2 separate regions of the Homo sapiens genome follow, and region 1 is linked to region 2. A link is an interaction called in ENCODE POLR2A ChIA-PET data of the cell type or tissue named here. Cell type or tissue: GM12878. All regions are shown on one strand.

Region 1 (2,500 bases), 320 kb before region 2:
GTGCTGAACATGTACAGACTTTTTTCTTGTCATTATTCCATGAACAATAGCGTTTCACAACTATTTATACAGCATTTATGTTGTATTCAGCATTATAACTAATCTAGAGGTGATTTAAAGCAGGGGTCCCCAACCCTTGGGGCACAGACCAGTACTCTTAAGAACTGGGCCTGTTAGGAATGGGGCTGCACAGCAGGAGGTGAGCAGCAGGTGAGTGAGAGAAGCCTCATCGGTATTTACAGCCGCGTCCCATTCCCATGGCTCACATTACCAACTGAGCTCCACCTCCTGTCAGATCAGCTGCAGCATTAGATTCTCATAGGAGGGTGAACCCTATTGTGAACTGCACGTGAGGGATCTACACTGCGTGCTCCTATGAGAATCTAATGCCTGATGATCTGTCACTGTCTCCCATCACCCCCAGATGGAACCATCTAGTTGCAGCAAAACAAGCTCAGGCTCCCACTGATTCTACATTACAGTGAGTTTGTATAATTACTTCATTATATATTATAACGTAATAATAATAGAAATAAAGTGCACAGTAAATGCAATGTGCTGAATCATCCCAAAACTATCCCTGATCCCCCTCTCCGGCCCCCGGCTCTGTGGAAAAATTATATTTCACGAAACTAGTCCCTGGTGCCAAAAAGGTTGGGGACCACTGATTTAGAGTATACGGGAGGATGGGGGGCTGGAGGTTGCAGTGATCCAAGTGCCACTGCACTCCAGCCTGAATGACAAAGGGAGACCCTGTCTCAAAAAAAAAAAAAAAAGAGATATGTAGTACTCCTAACATTCAGTACCTCAGAATGTGATCTTAGAGATGGGATCTTCAGACCAGGTGCGGTGGCTCACGCCTGCAATCTCAGCACTTTAAGAGGCCGAGGTGGGTGGACCACTTGAGGTCAGGAGTTCGAGACCAGCCTGGCCAATGTGGAGAAACCCCATCTCTACCAAAAATGTAAAAATTAGCTAGGCATGGTGGCGAGCACCTGTAACTCCAGCTACTTGGAAGGCTAAGGCAGAAGAATCACTTGAACCTAGGAGGAGGAGGTTGCAGTGAGCTGAGATCACCCCACTGTACTCCAGCCTGGGCAACAAAGAGAGACTCTGAAAAAAAAGAAAGAGATAAGATCTCCAAAGAGGTCATAAAGTTAAAATGAGGTCATCAGGGAGGACTCTAATCCCATTATGACTTGTCCTTATAAAAAAGGGGAAATTGTGGACACAAAGAAATACACACAGGGAGGCTGGGCGCAGTGGCTCACGCCTGTAATCCCAGCACTTTGGGAGGCTGAGGTGGGCAGATCACTTAAGGTCAGGAGTTTGAGACCAGCCTGGGCAACAAGGTGCAGCCCTGCCTCTACAAAAAATACAAAATTTAGGCTGGGTGCTGTGGCTCATGCCTGTAATCCCAGCACTTTGGGAGGCCAAGGCAGGCAGATCACCTGAGGTCAGGAGTTCAAGACCGGCCTGGGCAACATGGTGAAACCCTGTTTCTACAAAAAATACAAAAAATTACCTGGGCATGGTGACACGTGACTGTAATCCCAGCTACTTAGGAGGCTAAGGAAGGAGAATCACCTGAACCTGAGAGGCAGAGGTTGCAGTGAACCAATATTATGCCACTGCACTCCAGCCTGGGCAACAGAGCAAGACTTTGTCTAAAAAAACAAAAGAAATATACACAGGGAGAACTCTACATAAGGACTGGAGTTATGCTGCCACCAGAAGCTAGAAGAGAGGCTTGAAACAGATCCTGTCCCAGTAGCTTCAGAGAAAGCATGCCTCTGCCCTTAGATTTCTAGCCTCCAGAACAGGGAGACAATAAATTTCTGTTATTTAAGCCACTCAGCATATGTCACTCTGTGGCAGCAGCCTTAGCAAACAGATGTCATAAGAAAATTCGCAGCTCAGGTTTACTAAGTACCTACCAGGTACTGTTCTAAACACTCTGCGTGAATAAACTCATTTAATCCTTATAAAGTCCACTCTAGGATCTAGGTACTATCATTACACCCTTTTTACGGTGTGGATGCCGAGGTTCTAAGAGGTTAATGAGCTTACCCAATATCACATAGCCAGAGCCCTCTCTCTCACCACTAGGCTATGAGGAGCTATTATTAACAGTAATTACAATAAGAGCTAGCGTGGTGGCTCACGCCTGTAATCCCAGCACTTTGGGAGGCCACGGCGGGTGGATCACTTGAGGCCAGGAGTTTGAGACCAGCCTGGCCAACATAGTGAAACCCCGTCTCTACTAAAAATAGAAAAACAAGCCGGGCATGCTGGCATGTGCCTGTAATCCCAGCTACTTGAGAGGCTGAGGCAGGAGAATTGCTTGAACTCAGGAGACGCAGGTTGCAGTGAGCCGAGATCGTGCCACTGAACTCCAGCCTGGGCGACACAGCAAGACTCCATCTCAAAAAAAAAAAAAATTAGTAATTACGATAAGTAGTAGTCCACTGAGCCAAACACTGCCCTATGTCCTTTACAG
Region 2 (2,500 bases):
CATGATCGCACCACTGCACCCCAGCCTGGGCGACAGAGCAAGACTCTGTCAAAAAAAAAAAAAAAAGATTAGCTGGGCATGGTGGTGCTTACCTGTAGTCCAGCTACTTCAGAGGCTGAGGTGGGATGATCACTTGAGCTCAGGAGTTCGAGGCTGTAGTAAGCTATGGTTGTACCACTGCATTCCAGCCTGGGTGACAGAACAAGTCCTCTTCTCAAAAAAGAAAATATAGTTCAAAGTAGAATCAGACAGTGAGTAGCCAGCTAATAAACACATAACTGACCACCTCCCACCCCTCCAAGTGAGAATTGGGAGGGCAGTGACCACACTGGCACATCCCATAGGCTTGGTGCCACTAGAGAGTTGTAGGCAGGTAGATCAAGGCAGTGCTTCTAGGTAACTGGGTTCAGCATTCCAAGAAGGCCTTTCAAGGGTTTCAACAGAGAAGGCTCTTGGTCATCCTCATATTCCTGCTGGCCAGCACGGTGCCTGAAACATGGTAGCCACTGATTAAATATTTGCTGTTGAGTGAAAGTACAAGACTTGAATCCAAACTCCTCCCGCTAAGCCCTGCTGGCCTCGGGGAGGACGAGAGAGCCGTGGGCTGTTTCATGATTTACCCTCTTTTACCAAAGAATCGTGTGAGATCCTCTGAGAATATTCCTCATCATGCCCCATGTCCCAAGCCCTTTTTTACCTTCCCAAGGGAGGACAAGAATATGACCCCTCATTATAAAGGGACCCCTCTGCCACTCATGTCCTCAAGCTGGTTACTTGGTCCAGCTTGTCAAAGAGCATGTGGGGCAGCATCTGAAATGAGGCCAGGGTCAAGGTTGCCCCGCCACAGGGCGGAGCTGGACCTGTGCCTCCTTCCATGCATTGGAAGCCTTCTGTGGAAGCTGAGTTCTTTGGGTTTCTTGTTTATTCTGAAGTTCCTCAAACTAGTTCCTCAATTTCAGAACCAGTCACCAGTGACTACAATGAACTTGAATTCTCCTATACAGGGAGCCTGAGCCTGTCTTTCTTCATCTTTTCTGAACACAGGTAGACGCTGCTTGAAGCCACTCCCACCTCTGAAAACCAGATTTCTAAACCCAGAAAGGAGCGGTGGGTGGTTGTATTTCAGCGAGATTGACCGTAGCCTAGGGAACTTCTTGCTCAGAATCCACCCCAAAAGGTTAAATAAGGAGAGTTGTTTTTCACAACCAAAATGCTGCTTGTAACGATGATCTCAAAGCTTGGCAAGATCACAAAGTACGTTTTGAGTCATCAAAGAAACTGGCTGTGTTTCACATGATTTTAGTGTCAAGGGCAATTATGGCCATCTAATCTTTGGAAATTGGTCATGTTAAGTGGCATACAGGGCAGCCCCCACTTAATCAGAATATTCAGTTACACAAAATACCCTAAGTTGCTGATTTCGATGACACTTGAAATTTTTTTAATTAATTAATTAATTAATTTTTTTTTTTAATTTTTTGAGACAGAGTCTCACTCTGTTGCCTAGGTTGGAGTGCAGTGGCACAATCTCGGCTCACTGCAACCTCCACCTCCCGGGTTCAAGCGATTCTTGTGCCTCAGCCTCCCGAGTAGCTGGGATTACAGGCACCCACCACCACACCCAGCTAATTTTTGTATTTCTAGTGGAGGCAGCGTTTTGCCATGTTGGCCAGGCTGGTCTCGATCTCACAACCTCAGGCAGTCCGCCCGCCTGGGCCTCCCAATGTGCTAGGATTACAGGTGTGAGCCACCACTCCCGGCCTGAAAAATTTTTTATACAATATACATTAAACATTCCTTGTTGCTTATTGTATAAAATTAAGTACACGTGTGACAGGTTTTTATCTCAATACTACCTTGCCCGACATGTTCTCCTGCATATTGGGTCTTTGTGGATCCATGATGCCCCCTGTGGCGTCTTTTCTATTTGCTGTTGGCTCTCCTTGTGCAAAGGATTTGAAGGTTGAATTGAAAATACCATTGTAATACTTCTCTTTTAAAGCTTATAAAATGCCCTGTATCAGGGCCTGGGGGCAAAAGTACTGATGAAATTTATGAAGATAGCAAATGATGCTCGAGTCTTTGTTATAAAAAGAATGGTAAATAGGTTCAAGAAGCCTGCAGCCAGGCTTTGTAAAGTGAATGGCAAATTTGCATTTGTCATAGAATTTCTCCTTGGAATGGGCCTGGCTATGTCAGGCCTGGGTGGGCTGAGGAACACAGGCCCACCACAAGTCCAGCTTGGAGTCTTTCTTCCCTGTTGTCATTTTAAAGTTGCTTTTTCCAGAACATAGGCTGGCTGTAGTTCATGCTTCCTAATTAAGGTGCTTCCTCCCAGGCCAGTCCCTGAATTTCTCACTAACCTTTGACTTGTGACAGCTTCTGCATCTCGGTCCCAATTTTTAAAGCTTAGATCATTTGGGAGTAGGAAGAGTGTCATGGTTAAGAGTATGGGCTTTGACATAAAAGTCTCTTGTGCAAATCCTGCCGCTGCCACTTC

The links. Peaks named below come from ENCODE experiments on the same cell type or tissue, not always from the same donor. Only the 100,000 strongest peaks of a DNase experiment are listed, where the experiment ranks them.
Region 1: POLR2A ChIA-PET joins it to region 2 with 5 read pairs; 3 of 35 experiments call an interaction of 5 or more read pairs at or near these places.

The regions. Positions count from the first base shown.
Region 1 is chr17:45,625,989-45,628,488 of GRCh38, reverse strand. All of the region lies in intron 2 of LINC02210-CRHR1 (LINC02210-CRHR1 readthrough), which reads right to left. All of the region lies in intron 2 of LINC02210 (long intergenic non-protein coding RNA 2210), which reads right to left. Among named protein-coding and RNA genes, the nearest start is that of LINC02210-CRHR1, 6.9 kb to the right of the region's middle. In GM12878, no CTCF peak of the experiment used is centred here; no DNase peak of the experiment used is centred here.
Region 2 is chr17:45,306,238-45,308,737 of GRCh38, reverse strand. All of the region lies in intron 1 of MAP3K14 (mitogen-activated protein kinase kinase kinase 14), which reads left to right. Among named protein-coding and RNA genes, the nearest start is that of MAP3K14, 9.5 kb to the left of the region's middle. RefSeq lists an enhancer at 887-1,026. In GM12878, a CTCF peak has its summit at 858; a DNase peak (open chromatin) is centred at 1,207; H3K4me3 peaks cover 1,218 bases; H3K27ac peaks cover 2,440 bases.